Linked DNA regions of Homo sapiens: region 2 is linked to region 1. Evidence: chromatin loops called from intact Hi-C (ENCODE). Cell type or tissue: IMR-90. All regions are shown on one strand. Each heading gives the region's core, and the rest is flanking DNA. Links, peaks and the distances in the headings are about the cores only.

What was found. Hi-C counts contacts between places; a loop is a spot of excess contacts. Peaks named below come from ENCODE experiments on the same cell type or tissue, not always from the same donor. Only the 100,000 strongest peaks of a DNase experiment are listed, where the experiment ranks them.
Region 2: it touches region 1 in a loop (2.2-fold over the local background); 3 of 110 quality-filtered maps call a loop at or near these places.

What each region holds. Positions count from the first base shown.
Region 1 is chr2:147,022,194-147,030,538 of GRCh38, forward strand. No RefSeq gene overlaps it. Among named protein-coding and RNA genes, the nearest start is that of LINC01911, 190 kb to the left of the region's middle. In IMR-90, for the core only: no CTCF peak of the experiment used is centred there; a DNase peak (open chromatin) is centred at 4,678; H3K27ac peaks cover 1,245 bases.
Region 2 is chr2:146,937,574-146,945,918 of GRCh38, forward strand. LOC107985824 (a long non-coding RNA gene) reads right to left here. Exons shown (of 3, transcript XR_001739217.2): 2 at 6,127-6,258. Among named protein-coding and RNA genes, the nearest start is that of LINC01911, 100 kb to the left of the region's middle. RefSeq lists an enhancer at 7,593-7,762. In IMR-90, for the core only: no CTCF peak of the experiment used is centred there; no DNase peak of the experiment used is centred there; H3K27ac peaks cover 576 bases.

The DNA.
Region 1 (8,345 bases), core at 168-8,167:
CTATCTTTCGAGCTAGCAATTTCTCTCCCAGATATTTACCCAAGAGAAACAAAAACTTATGTTCACAAAAAGAAATGTATAAGAATGTTTATAGCAGAATTATATACAATAGTCAAAAACGGAAAACAATCTACTTTAGTCCATTTTCACACTGCTACAAAGACATACCTGAGACTGGGTAATTTATAAAGGAAAGAGGTTTACTTGACTGACAGTTCCACAGGGATGGGGAGGCCTCAGGAAACTTACAATCATGGTGGAGGGGGAAGCAAACACATCCATCTTCACATGGCGTCAGGAAAGAGAACAGCATGGGGGAACTCCATCCAATCACCTCCCATGAGGTCCCTCCCTCAACACACGAGGATTACAATTTGAAATGAGATTTGGGTGGGGGTACTGCCAAATCACATCATTCCAACACTGGCCTCTCACAAATTTCATGTCCTCATATTTCAAAACAAAATCATGCCTTCCTAACAGTCCCCCAAAGTCTTAACTCATTCCATATTGGGGGAACCCACCCCCAATATTCAACATAGGTTCTTTCTATATTCCATAAGTGTCGGCTGGCTGAGAAATAAAGAGAAAGAGTACAAAGAGGAATTTTACAGCTGGGCCTCCAGGGGTGACATGACCATGATGCCCACCTGAGCTGCAAAATCAGCAAGTTTTATTAAGGATTTCAAAAGGGGAGGGGGTACAAGAACAGGTAGTAGGTCACAAGGTCACATGCTTCAAAGGGCAAAAAGGAGAACAAAGATCACATGCTTCTGAGGAAACAGGACAAGAGCAAAATCACAAACTCCTGATAAGGGTCCAACAAAGATCACAAGGCAAAGGGCAAAAGCAGAATTACTGATAAGGGTCTATGTTCAGCGGTGCACGTATGTCTTGATAAACATCTTAAACAACAGAAAACAGGGTTCAAGAGCAGAGAACCGGTCTGACCTCAAATTTACCAATTTGAGGGTGGAGTTTCCCAATCCTAGTAAGCCTGAGGATACTGCAGGAGACCAAGGCATATTTCAGTCCTTATCTCAACTGCATAAGACAGACACTCCCAGAGCGGCCATTTATAGACCTCCCCCCAGGAATGCATTTGTTCCCTAGGGTATTAATTATTAATATTCCTTGCTGGGAAAAGAATTTAGTGATATCTTCCTTACTTGCACGTCCATTTATAGGCTCTCTGCAAGAAGAAAAATATGGCTCTATTTTGCCTGACCCTGCAGGCAGTCAGACCTTATGGTTGTCTTCTGTTGTTCCCTGAAAATCACTGTTATTCTGTTCTTTTTCAAGGTGCACTGATTTCATATTGTGCAAACACACATGTTTTACAATCAATTTGTACAGTTAACACAAATATCATAGTGGTCATGAGGTGACGTACATCCTCAGCTTAAAAAGATAACAGGATTAAGACATTAAAGTAAGATAGGCATAAGAAATTATAAGAGTATTACTTGGGAACTGATAAATGTCCACATTAAAATGAAATCTTCACAATTTATGTTCCTTTGCCACGGCTCCAGCTGGTCCCTCCATTTGGGGTCCTTGACTTCCTGCAACAATTCCAGCATTAACGCATAAGTCCAAGTACAAAGTCTCATCAGAGACAAGACAGGTCCCTCCTGCCTATGAGCCAGTAAAATCAAAAGCAAGTTAGTTACTTCCAAGATACAATGGGGATACAGGCATTGGATAAGTGCTCCCATTCCAAAAGGGAGAAATTGGCTGAAACAAAGGGGTTACAGGCCCCATGCAACTGTGAAATCCAGCAGGGCAGTCATTAAACTTTAAAGCTCCAAAATGATTCCCTTTGACTCTACATCTCACATCTGGGACATGCTGATGCAAGGAGTGGGCTCCCACAGCCTTGGGTAGCTTCTTCACAGGCAGGTGTTTAGTGCCTGAAGCTTTTCCAGGTGTACAGTGCAAGCTGTCAGTGTATCTCCCATTCTGAGGTCTGGAGGAGGGTGGCCCTCTTCTCACAGCTCCACTAGGCAGTATCCCAGTAGGGACTCTATGTGGGGACTCCAACCCCACATTTCCTTCCATCGACTCATGGGGAATAAAGGATTACAATTCAAGATGAGATATGGCTGGGGACACAGCCAAACCATATCACAGTCCAAATGCCCATTAAAATGAAAATAACAAACAATGTGTGGTTTGTCCAAACAGTGAGATATTAGACAGCATTAAAAAGAGAATTACTAAAGTACACAACAATATGGATAAATACGAAAAAATATATTATGTTGAACAAAAGTCAGAAATGCAAAACTGTATACAGTGTATAACTCCATTTATATAAAATCCAAGAAGAGACTGTGGCTGGAAGTCAGAAATTGAAGGGGAAGGGCAGTAGAGGTTAGAGGAAATAAAATTTTTTTGAAAGAGGGACAAGGGAACTACCTGTAGTAATGGAAATATTCTATATCTTGTTTTGTATGCATGAAATTGTTAAAACTCAATGAACTAAATCCCAAAAACATGTACATATTATATATGTTAATTATATGTCAATACAATATGTAAAGGAGAAGGAGGAAGAGGGAGAGGAGGAGGAAGAGGAAGAAGGTTATAGTAGTTGTTTGTCCTGCATGGCAGATCTTATAAATGAGAAATTCTGAGGGTGGGGACTTGGAATCTGTCTGTTTTGCAAGCCTCTGAAGGGGTTTTGATGAACTCGGAGATCTTGACAAGAATTGTCCTCATCATTGATCCACAGCTGTAAAAAACACTAGCTTTAAGTGGAAGTAAGTCAAACAGGACCCCTTGTGGCTTAGACCTTTCCTTCAGGAATCCTCTATCCTTGGGTCTCCTGAAGCAAGATTTCTATCATATCATTTATCAGATTCTTCTAATTTTTTACCTTGATCTGTAGATTATCTTTTAAAAGTCATACTCTATTTCCTCAATGGATTATAAACCCCTCAAGCTCTGGTCCTCTCTCACACATTTGTGTTGATTCCCCACAAACATTGTTGTGATGAGGTTTCTGAGGAAGGATATCCTCTGTTAACTCTCTCTACCATGAAGCTTGCACTTAGAGAATTTCCCTAGGCGCAGCCCCAGCCCCTTAAATACATGAGACTCCCATGGTGTGAGTGTTTCCAGCAGAGGGAAAGCCTAGGCAAAGAAAGGTTAGGTGCCATCCAGCCCCAGCCTCAGAATGAGTCTGCAGGATCACCAGAGTGAGCAGAGGGCAGCCCAGGGCCACAACTAGGCTATAGAAGTGTGGGGAGATCCTGGACTTTTCTAAGAAAGCCCATAAAGCCAGGAGCTTAGGGAAGCACATTGGACTATTGTTCCCAGAATGCCTAGCTTAATGCCCAGGATCAGCCCTCCTCTCAAGCAAATGGGTGTAATTTCACTTCCACAAAACCTCTTCCCAAAATATCTCACACATGGCCCTTCTGGCACCAACTATTAAATTAGGTGAAATGAAAGTTTCAGCAGCCTCTAGCCAGATCTCCAAAAAGAAAACCACATTACTGGCAATGGCAGTGAAAGCAAAGGCAGTCTATAAAACCCGAACATGTTTTTGTCACATTTCCTATTGAAGGGCAATTGTGCAATGTCTAAAAACTGAAATACAAGATTCTGGACAGATTTAATGAAGAGCTGAGTCACTTGTTTCATTGATTGCATGTCTTAAATGGATGGGCACATTTCCATTGAGAAGAGCACAACTGTGTTGTAACTATGCATTTTATCCATGGGTAGCAGAGTCAACAGTTCTCAAGATGTTTTGAGAGCCCATTATAAGTCAGGCATCTATGAAGCAATGTATGTGAATAATCATACTTAATGTTCATAGTAAACTAATAATGAGGCAAAGACCACTATAATTGTCATTTTACAGATGTGAAAACTGAAGCCAAGAGTACCTAAATAGGGGACCCAATGTTATTTAACTAAGAAATAGTCAAGCTATATTAAGATCCAAGTGGTCTTACCCCATGAGTCATTCATTTTTTAAAACATTTTTCCCACTGAGTAAATATTTATTAAACCCTTATTATATGCCAGACACTGTTCTAGGCATTGGGAACATGATGACTGTCAAAGTTTCTATACTCACAGAGCTTACATTCTGGTGAAAAAGAAAATGAGTGACTGAAATATTTATAATGTAATAAGCAATGATGAGGGATAAAAAGTGATTATGTGTGTTGGAATGCTTCTTAGTGAGATAGAATGGTCCCAAATGCCTCTTTGCAGAGGTGTCTTTGCAATGAGACTGGACCAACTGAAGGTAGGAAAGCAGCCAGGCACATTTGCAAGGAAAGAATCCCAGGCTGTAGAAAATTTCTTGCAAGGAAATATAGTCACATTAAAAGGATTGAAAGGAGGCAACTGGGGCTGAAGACATAAGCTAAGGAAGGAATGTTAAAAAAAAAGTACTAAAAAGGCTCTTAGGGGCATATTTTGTAGGACATTGTGGAACATTTTATTTTGAGGAAGGTCAGAGCCTGTGAAGGCTTTGAGTAGGGGAGGGGCATGGTCTGCTGGCTGTGGAGAGTTCAGACTTGGGAGAGGTTACAGCAATAAAGGACTCTGGAAGATCAGTCAGGGGACCACAAGAATGTAAAGCAGAGTGGTACAGTGGCAGGAGTGGTGATAAATGGTTGCATTTAGAATAGACTGTGGATATATGGCCATGAGATTTGCTTAAGGATTGCATGTAAGATGTGAGTCAAGGATGACAAGGATCCTCTTTCACTATTATGGTGTACCCTCCATGATAGTTACTCACCAATGAGGAGTAAAAGTTAGTATTTTCCCTTCCAGGAAAAGGGAATGAGATACGAGAGAAAGCCTTTCCCTAGCGATGAGCAAACTTTTATCTCTACAAAAAAAACAGTAAGTGAGTGGTTTTCCTGGTAGTGAGTTATTAGCTTGGTGAGAAGGAAACTCCAGGCTGTTACAAAACAAGGAAAATTAGACTAAGTGTCAGAAGAAGTGGATTCCATTTCTGATTCAACCATTTAAGGAGAGTGTGATGCCAGCAAGATGCCTAAGCCCACTGGTTTTATTTGCTTTAAATATTAAATGGGCATAAAAATTCATGCCCTCCCTGCTAATGAACTGTTGTAAAGAACAAGTGAAATAAAGTAAATGAATGTATCCTAAAAATTCTAAACTGAAGCATACCTGCAATGCATAATAAAAATTCTATCTTTCCAGGTTTAGTATGTCTATGTAATGTTGGCAGTGAAGTCTTGTTACATATACTTTATAAGCTGAGTGTTAATACATCTCTGATTAAGACTTGTCTAGAAGCTGAGAGATTTTCCTATTATCTACAGAAAAAAAAAAAGCCATGCTAATGTTTCCCCATGCACATGTAGTTTTCTCTCCTTTCCCAAGCCAGGCCAATTGCTGTGTTCTAATATCAGCTCTGCTGTCTTCATTTTCTTTGTACCATGCAGCTGTTTTTGCTTATATGGAAAATATCGTTGGAAACCCAAAAATAAACACAATTGCAATGAAAAAGAAGATAAAATAAACAAAAGGCATAGCATGTTCAAGCTTTAAAAGTGAATCTAGAAGTTTTAAAACAATTTGAGGAATTGCAGCCTCAACATTCAAAGAACATTGGGGCTACATAAATCCACACTGAAGACATAATAAATAGTTTAGAGGAATGCTCAGTGTATTAGCATACTTGAGACTACCAGAGACTGGGTAATTCATGAAGAAATGAGGTTCAATTGGCTCACAGTTCTGCAGGCTGCAGGCTGTACAGGAAGCATGGCTGGGAAGCCTCAGGAAACTTACAATCATGGCAGAAAGGCAAAGGGAAACCAAGTGCATCTTCACATGGCAGCAGGAGAGAGAGAAAAGGGGGAAGTGCTATGTGCTTTTAAACAACCAGATCTCATGAGAACTCAACTCACTATCATGAGAACAGCAAGGGGGAAGTCTGCCCCCTTGATTCAAACACCTCCCACCAAGCGCTTCCTCCAACACCTGGGGATTACAGTTTGACATGAGATTTGAGTGGGGACACAGAGCCAAACTATATTATTCTGCCCCTGGCCCCTCTCAAATCTCATGTCCATCTCACATTTCAGAACACAATCATGCCTTCCCAACAGCCTCCCAAAGCCTTAACTCCTTCCAGCATTAACTCAAAAATCCAAGTATGGTCTTAAATGAGACAAGGCAAATCCCTTCCGTCTATCAGACTATCAAATCAAAAACAAGTTAGTTACTTCAAAGATACAATGGGGATACAGGCATTGGGTAAATGCTCCCATTCCAAAAGGGAGAAATTGGCCAAAACTAAGAGGCTAAAAGGCCCCATGTAAGTCTGAAACCCAGCAGGGCAGTCATGAAATCCTAAAGATTCCAAGCAGAAATCTTAGTGTTTCCTGATTTGTAAAACTAAACTCAGAACCTACTGTGTAAACCCATTAATGTATCAGATACTATTCACTTTCCATTTCTCAAGTAAATGACATTCATAGAAACTTCCAGGAAGTCTACACCAGCACATAAGGGAAGTTAAGTGGAGTGGCTTCCTTCTTCATAATTCTTAAGGATGTACATATCTTGTGCTGTGTGAACAGTTGTCTGAATATTTGGGGTTGGTCAGTATAGTCACCCTAAAATTTAAAGGGTTGGAGATAATCATCTTGAACTCTGAACTTTTAGTCTTACTATTTGTATTTGAACAATCAGATGAAGAAGTATCTAGCGAGAAAAAAATAAGTGATTTTAACAAGCTGCTATTAAAACAGACAGATGAGGACTAGAGAGAAGCCCTGACTTATGAACTAAGACACACAACCCCGCCAGGCTTTTCCTGCTTCTACCTGTATTGCTCATTTCCACTTTCAAAATACCCCACTAGTCTCTTCCACCTTCCTTCCTTGTCATTTCACTGCCATAAATTACATCACACATTAACCAGGTTAAAGTGCATGCATGTAAACACACACACACACACACACACACACACACACACACACACACACACATCATAGATGCCACTGAATTGGGGCTGAAGAGAAGAAACTTTGGAACTTCAAATAAGTTCTGGTTTCAGGTGGGGAAAAAAACATTAAAAAGATGAAGAGCTTAGCCCAGGAACAAATGCCCAGTAGTAACAGTGGGGCAGAAAGTATTAATATTCACGCTATTCATGTGCTCCTCTACACGTCTGGATGTCCTTGCAGTTGGTTCAGACCTGTAACGGAGCTCTGGCCTCTGTAAAATAGGCTGATAAGTGCTATGTCACATGTCCAGTCTGTCCCTCTTCTGTGGTATTTCTTTAACAGCTGGAATTGGAGGACTCTGAGATGACAGTGCAAACTGTTTCCCCTGTTGGAGAAGAGCTGCCCAACTTTCACAGGACCTTGTGTGAACAGAAATAAACTTGTATCTTGTACTTCCACTGAGATTTTAGCATTGTTTGTTTCAGTAGGTAATGTTAATTACTTTAAAACAAAATGCTTTGAAAATTAATGACATGTTTTCTGGAGCTGTTGGAGCCAGAGCCAAGTGCTGAAGCATACGAATCTGCAGCGTAAATTCAGAAAGTTCAGGATGTGAGGCTCCACAAGCTATATGGTGGGAATTGGAAGTTGACCTGCTTCTCTGGTGCTGTGCACACTTCCACATACCAACACCTCCAGCTGCCATCATTGCATCATTTACCTAAACTTATACACTTGGGTCAACAAGTCCCCTTTTTAGTAAAAAAAGTAGTTATGAAGAAATTGTTGGTTTTCTACACCATAGTGAGATTTATTTGGTTCTGATTGATTTGTTCTTAGCAAATGTTCTGAGAAAATTGAAAATTGAGGGATGAAAGAGCATAGATCCTTAAAAATAGCACGGTGGATGACGTGCCTGGGGATGAATGCCTTAGGGAAGGATAATGTGTGTTGGCGTGGGGAGAGTCACGGAGTGAAGGAAGAGAAAGCAGGGAGAGTTGCAGAAGGATACCCAGCTGCCAATCTCACAGATTTTACATTTTTGCTTAAGGCCATCTCTAGGAAACCGGAAAACCCATTCTCCCATTTAACTCTCAAGGCTGCTTGACTCCTATTCCCAGGTGGTCTGACAGCACACACTGCAGTTCTACTTCACGAATTGAGTAAGCTTTTGTTGGTTAGCCTGACACCCTAATGCCCAGTCAATACACTGTCTCTAGGAAAGAACACTTTCCAAATTCCAGACAAACAGTTTTAGAATACAAGCTATAAAGCCTATTCATAAAATTTGAAATTGTGCAAGAATCAATCCATATACTTCCTTGCCAACACCAAGACTAAATGGTTTGTCTTCACTGCACATCTTTTTGGATGACCTTTTAAAAGCTT
Region 2 (8,345 bases), core at 124-8,123, 85 kb before region 1:
TTAGTGAATAATAATGGAATATACTAACTTTTAGAAATTGGAGACAATAGAGTTGGAGAGGTAAAAAAAATCAAGGTTTTAGTTTAGCAGAGTTGTGTTTTAAATTTCTTTCAGATATCTACATAGAGCTATCTACTGGTTGTTGAATATATTTGTGAAGTATTAGGCAAAAGTCAAGTTTGTGAATACATACGTGTGAAGCGCTGATCTATAACTAGTATGTAGCATTATTAGATGTATGCAGTTACTTAGGTAAAAAGTGTGGATGAAAAATGGAGATCCCTGGAGCATTTAGCGCAGAGGAGAAAGAACTAAGAAAGTGTGTTGTCACAAGTTCAACAAGGTGTTTCAAAGGGGACAGTGTGGTCAGCTAGATACAAGATTCCTACAGAAAAGTCAAGTGAGATGAGTGCAGCAAAGGAAGGCCCCTCCAGTTTGCTCTGTGAAGCTTTCTGGTGATCTTAATAAAAGCAGTTTCAGTGGAACTCAATAGAAGCATATTCATGATACATTATTTATTTGTATTTATTTATTTTTTCTTTTTTGAGACGGAGTCTTGCTCTGTCACCCAGGCTGGAGTGCAGTGGCACAATCTCCGCTCACTGTAACCTCCGCCTCCCCGGTTCATGCCATTCTCCTGCCTCAGCCTCCTGAGTAGCTGGGACTACAGTTGCCTGCCACCATGCACGGCTCATTTTTTGTATTTTTAGTAGAGACAGGGTTTCACCGTGTTAGCCAGGATGGTCTCGATCTCCTAACCTCGTGATCTGCCCGCCTCAGCCTCCCAAAGTGCTGGGATTACAGGTGTGAGCCACCGTGCCCAGCCATGATACATTATTAAGAAAACCATTTTTATGGTCACTTAGCATGCCATCATGTTCAGTCTATGTTGTACTATAATTTATTTTATTTTATTTATTTCTTTTTGAGATGGAGTCTCGCTCTGTCTCCAGGCTGGAGTGCAGTGGTGCAATCTTGGCTCACTGCAACCTCTGCCTCCTGAGTTCAAGCAATTCTCCTGCCTCAGCCTCCCAAGTAGCTGGGACTACAGGGGCGCATCACCATGCCCAGCTAATTTTTATATTTTTAGTAGAGATGAGGTCTCACCATGTTGGCCAGGATGGTCTTGCTCTCTTGACCTCATGATCCACCTGCCTCAGCCTTCCAAAGTGCTGGGATTACAGGTATGAGCCACCACACCCGGCCTCTATGTTGTACTGTAATTTATTTAAGAAATATTTTATAATATATATTTAGTTTATATCCATTTTTCAGTATTACAAATGACATAATTATGACTCTCCTTGTACATATAGTGTTATATCTTCAATCACTTCCCTAAGACAAAGTCATAGTTGAGGTGTTTTTTTAATTCACAGATAATGTACATGGTAAATATTTTGAATATATACTTCCAATTTCCCCCTCTCTATGCAGTTTAACTTAGAGTATAATTCCTGACCTGGTGATAAAATACAAATAAATGAACTAAAAATGATTTATCTTGTTTAAATTAAAGTAGAGGTCTCCAACACCCAACAACCCAATTCATTCCTCTACACTCATTTTGAAACAATAATTCTTATTTAAAACAGTTATCCTTTTTTATACTAGAACTAACTTTCTTCAGCTTACTTTATGTGTGAGAGAGATTTGGAAAGAAAAAGTCATATAATGCTATAGTTTCTGTTACTTTGAGTCCATATTCTATGCATCTCATACTGAACAAAGGTAAGGTTTGAGTAAAACCTACACATTCTGAATTATTTGAGCTACTAGGTAAATCTACCATTAAAACTAATGAAATAACATTCTGGCTAAAAAAGCACTCAAATCTTAAGAAATAAATTCACCCATGTTATTTTAAAAAGCATATAATAGAATAGAATCAGGGTTTAAAACAATCTATTGTGTTTATTTACATCTCACAGAGCAGTAACAATCAAAGTTAAATTAAAACATCCTCGGTGCTTGGCACATTGCCTGGCACTTCACAGGTGCTTAATAAATATTTGTTGAATGAATTCAGTCAGTTCAGGAAGAAATAACATATCAACATTGCATTATCTCCTGTGGATGAACTGCCTGTTTTGCAAGGTAGTCCAAGAATCAATAGTAATTACTTTAGGATTTTGATGATTTGAAAAATTAACTTTAAAAGTGTGAATTAGGTTGTGTGTTGGCTTCTCTATCTCTAAAGTTCAATACTTTGCTTTCTGAAATGAACCTACAAAAGCATTTTTTTTCTCCAAAGGAGTCAAGTACCCTTTAGACACCAAATTAAACACCTTAGTTTATCTTTAGTGCATGGTAATTGAATAAATGTGCCTTCCCAGTAATACCCACAATTTTATTTCTCCTATTACAAATGTTCATCCAACATGAGCATATTTTAGGCTGGTCAAAATCAACACCTCTATTAAACAGTATTTTCCTCCAGTCAATATTTTTCTCATTCAAACATTTACTTTCAGCAATCCTAAAACTCCAGCGATCTAAATATAGGCAACCTCAACTTGAAAAAATTCACAGCTAAAACTAACATATACTCTCTGCCAATCTGTGCACCAGCTGTGGATTAAAATGTGCTGAAAAGCAGAACATTTTGTCTCTCTTCAATGATCAAATAGTCTCTTGCAGCATATACAACTCTTCATTAAATGGGGGGGGGGTGGTGCTGCAGGAGGGAGAGAAGAATCTGGGTGATTTATTTTGAGGTGTCCGGAAGGTGCTGAAATCCACTTAACTTACAGTTGTCACCTGGTTCTTTAAACAAAAAGCTATCTGAGTATTAAATAGAAGCAAGGAGAGCAGTGGTAACTGAGTTAGATTCTTGGAAGGAGAGTATCTTCCTGACTTTTCCAAATTACTTTCAGATTTGCTTCCTGTTTACTTTCTGGCAAACATTTAAAAATATCTGCCCAAATAAGGTCGCATTTGCAGAGACTGTAGAAATTCCATGCAACTGCAAGGTTCCGGGAAAAAAATGACAGATTTATTACAGGGGTTAGCATTAGTCAAAGAGCTCGTTTAATTATTTTAAGTCTCTTGCAAAATGTGAGTTCTTTTTTCCATTAATATAGTATTTACCAATATATATTCTTCTAATATTTGTAGCACAAAATTGCTCAAAATTGTTTCTACAATCCCATAGACCACAAATTCTTTACTTATTTACTCATTTTAAATGGCCTCAAAAACTGTACAGGGATTATCCAGCACAGAATGTCTTACTTAAAAAGATTGATGCTAACCTGATCAGCATAATATACGAATTGAAGCATAGCATCACAAGAAAAAAAATCTTAAAATTGTTGACTGTAAAATCATGATGAATATTTTTTTCAGTTTGCACAATTGTCAAATTTTTGTAGAGACTTTTGTCCAATGGCAGAACAATCTGTTTTACTTATTTAGCTCCTCAAAGTTTAAGTTCTGTTGTCTCCTAACCATATGGCAAAACAGAATTGTCACTGTCTAATCATAGCTTGTATTATTTCACGTTAATGAGCAAACCTTAAGTTCTTCACCATAATTTTATAAATACAAAGTGTATGTATGTTAATCAAATTGCCAAATTTAAGATTATTACTCACTGAGAATCAAAATGGAAATCTTACACTAAATTAAAAAAAAGGAAAAATATTTGTATGTCTATGTATATCATTATGATATTTTTATGTAGATATTTTATCTTTAGATATTATCTCAATAAAAATAAAGAAAAACAGGAAATTTGAGTAACATACTTATCTTTAAAATATGCAATTTATAAAGCAGAAATACAAAAAAATCAAAGCAATATAAGTAGCATTTTTCTTATATTTAAGCAGTACTTTATACTTTTAAAACCTCTTTTAACTATTTCATTGTGAACTTTACAATCACTTTTCAAAATACAAAAACACACTGTTATTCTTAATTTTTAGATGAGAAGGCAGATACAGAAATTAAGTGATTTTCCACAATGTCTTACAACTGATCTCATGGTGGAAGTTGTTTTTAAACTTTCTTAAACTTCAAACACACACACACACACACACACACACACACACACACACACACCTCTGAATTACAATCAGATAGCCAAATAAAAAAAATCTCCTACTTGCCATGTGTCTTAAGAGGACAATAAAGCAAAAGTTGATATATGCATTAAAATAAAATGATATAGGCAAACAGTTCAACTAAAGGCAAAGCAGGAAAAAAAGAAAAAAATGCACAAATGATTGGAAGGAAAAAGTGGTTGTCTTTCTCTCTTCTTAATGCAAAAAAAAAAATCTAATCAGAACTCTAAATGTGAATTTCACAAACACAAGGCCACACCAAGGAAATTAAGAGCAGCACAGTATAGGTTAAGGGCCACTTAATGACAAAGCATAATCAGTCCATTTCAATTGACCTTTTAGAAATAATCAGTGTTTTTGTCACAGAGTTTTATAGTATTTTTTTTCAAGCAACTTAACTTCTCTATCCTTGACTAACTTGCAAAAGGATACAGAATTGAATATACAAATATACCATGTTACGGCTACCATTGATGTTCAATTCTTTTGATGGAGAGAGTACATAACAATCATCTTAATGGAACTATATAAAAAAAGATCAGACTATCTTTGAAATCCAACATCAAAAGTTTTCTGAAATAAGTAGTTACAATTTTTTAAATTTAAGTTTTAAATATTAGGTATTGCACAGAAATCAGAGGTAAACATGATTGATTCCAGACAATTTGCTCTGAAAATAAGAATTGGCCAAATGTTAAGCTCAATTAGACAGCTGTCTATATTATCTGGGGTTATGAAAGACCCTTTTGCTCTTACACTTTTTATCTTACAGCACCTCATGGTGTCTTAAATTCCCACTAGACTTAAGATTCTGAAGGTCACTGAACAAATGTCAATGTTATCAGCACACATTTTAACACATCTCACACATCTAGTCGTTATCAGCTATCAACACCTCAACTTGGATTCATGTAAAAAAAAGAGCCTAATCAGTTACCTGGCAAAGAATAAAATAAAGAACTTGTATATTATGATTGAAGGGAAAATGTGACAAATAGGCTTTCTTGTGAGGTAGAAAGGGTAGATATAATTGGGAAAATAAGAGTGAAGGACAACCAGAGGCCGACAATGGGAAGAATTAGATATGGGTTACTCTGTCTTTGTCTTTTCCAGCTCCACAAAAAACTTCAGCTCTAATCTCATCCATAATTCTAAAGCAGCCATTATAATCTTAGAAATAAACCAATACATTCAGTATTTTGTTTCTCACATTTTTACCATATCTCAGCATCTTCTTTATCACACATGTAGAAGTCTGTGGAGTTGTCATTAAGGATGTTAGGTAAAAGATTTCTACTTTAAGATCTCTGATAACTGGTGTATCAGAGATATCTGGTAACATATCAGGATATCTCCAAATGTGATATTTGCCTCAATTTTCCTGCCTGAAATTCTTCTAATGAAGTCCAGGTCTCTATGTCCATCACAACTAAATGTCACATGTTGTGAACAGCAAGAGGTTAGACCTTGTCAAAGCAGGATCTTGACTGAGCAGGGGTTTATTGGAAGATGCCAAGAACCAACCCAGGATGTACTACAGTCTGTAGTTCAGAGAGAGAGCAAAAAAGTTCATCCAGTGGACAAGAAAAAAAGACATAAGAAGAATTACCAGCACGGTCTGATGTATTTTGATTTATCTTGCCTAGTAGAGTCTTCCTCTGTTTTTTTTTTCTAATATTTGCTTTTTCTATTCTGTAAGTAATTCACGTTAACAAGAGAAGACTTGGAAAACATGCAGATGAAACCATATACCACCTGAGATTTAACCACCTGGAGATAATCACTAATAACATTTTCATATATTTCCTCCCAATCTGTTTTTTTTCTCTGCATATATAGTTGTAGATAAAAATATAGAGGGATGTTTTGCCTCAAAAGGTACATATGCTTGTATAAGCCTTATATCATTCAGTGAATTCTTGCGAATATTTTTCTAGTCCCTCAAATTCTATAACATGATTTAAAGGCTACAAAGTTAAGTCTAGTGTATGATATGCCATCTAAGGGTGCTATTGACCCATAGGAACTCAAAGGCAAACTGATGTTGTCTATTTCTTACCTGTCTTCTCCTTTGAACACTGGAACACTCTTGGCTCTTTGCTGGGTTGAGCCACCACGATGACACCACTGTGTATCTTACTTTGGGTGTCATGCATCCTACACCTCCTTCAGACCTATGAAATTGCACCTACTGGAAAAAAAAAAACATTTGCTGAAATTGTCCACATCTTTGCACTGCCTCTTAGACTGTCTGGCCATCTGTGTCAGAGCATCAACTTCCACAGCCCCATTTCTTCAATCCCATCTAATCCTGCTTTCCTCCCTGCATGTATTTGTGGGTAAGAGATACCATATCTTATTTCTAAGCCTGTTTCTAGAATTAAAACTGTACAGAGGAAATATTAATGAAAATGCATTTATACATGTTATTATCTTGCCTGGCTATCCCTGAACAGGTATGTAGATTTTAGTATGGCAGTTCCTGAACTCAATCTCCACACATAGGTAGGGGATCTTCTTTGGACTTTTGTCATATTTATTCAACAAGTATTTATTGGGCACTTACTATGTGTCAATCACTATTTCATTTGCCTGGTCTTTAAAGACTACATTCCAGGGAAAAAATAAGGAAAACAGACAAATATAATAAATACAAATATAAAAAATGTGATTGAGGAATCAAACAGTTCGCTGGCTTAAAGAATACTTAGGGGACCAACTTTAAAGAGATCAGGAAACACTACCCTGAGGAAATCTCCAGCCCATTGTGGAGACTCGCTTTCCCCAGGATCCCAAAGAATTAAATTCACCTTCTTACCATTTTCAAAAGCACCTAGTATGTTGCAGGCTAGGATCCTTAGAATCTTGCCATTCCTGTCTCACATGTCCTTCATCCCCACCAACGTCCAGTCAATGCAACTTCTCATTAAAATATGTCTATTTCTACCTCACCTGAAGCACTTAAATACCCGCAGTGAACGAGTTAAACGATTAAAAATGCATTTTTCTTCCCAGCCTGCAGCAGTTCAACACATGAATTATGTCTTTGATTCTGGCAACTCTTCTGCAACTAAAAAGATGTTTGAAAAAGGAAAACAGGAAATGCCACAGAGAAATGTGTCTCTTTGTTTTTTTGGAGAAAAACCTTCCCATTAGTGGCGTCCAGCAGAACAAAGTGAAATATGCTAGAGTTTAAGAGTTAGCCAAACCTTGGAATTGGATTCTAGTTCTGCATCTTGCTTACTGTGGTGAGCTCAGTAAATTACTGAATCACATTAAACCTCAATTTCCTCCTCTATAAAATGAGAATACAATACTCTATGTAATGTAATTCTAAGAATTAGAAATAATATATGTAAAGCACTTAGCACAGCACCCTCTCACATATCTCTGGATAAATAGCTATTGTTATCATTTCTTAATGACCTCATGATTAATTATGAATTGTTATCCACATTTTATTTATACATTATCCTCATGGTGTGCCACCATGCCCAGAAAGGTTAAATAACTTGCCCAGAATTAGAGTCAAGGTGAGGCTTCAACTCCAAAACTCTGCTCTTAACTATGGTTAGAGCACTATGAAAAATATAAATGTAGAATAGCACGTCAGTCAATTTCATTAGGTTGCATCTCAGGTTCAAGGCTATCCATTCAAAGTAGCACGTGGCAGACGGAATATTATGTGGTGCCAGGATGTGCCTTAAAATCAAGAACCATGCCTGAGTGACACTGAGAGTACTGATTTGCCTACAACTGCCTTCACTCAAGCAAGACTGAGCTCAAGGGATGGCAGGAAAGCAAGAAGGGTGAGGAAGGTGAAACCCAGTGGATTAAGGGATGGTAAGAGGAGACTACTACAGGGGGTCTCAAAGGAGTACACATATGCACCAAATACCAGTGAGGGAACCTAATTCAGACCACATTTTAAACATATTTTACATATTATGATGGGGAAGAAATTTTAATTGAAAAGATTTGTCCAGATGTTGCAGTGCCCTAGCTACCAAACTGGATTATATACAGGTCGGGAATCTTTTCTTAGGTGAAAAGGACTGACACTAAAGAGAAAATGACAGTGCTGAAACCATGAGATCGTGGTTCAGGCAGAACTAAGGAGCAGGAACCATGGCAAAAATTCAAGCCTTTGAACAGAGCCACAGTGCAGACAGGAAAGAGAAGAAAAGGAAAGCAAAGGCGCACAGCCTCGCAGGGAAAGAACACTCCTGGGGCTTTGGCCATACATAGGTTTCTTGGTAGCAAAGGCATTGGGGGAGC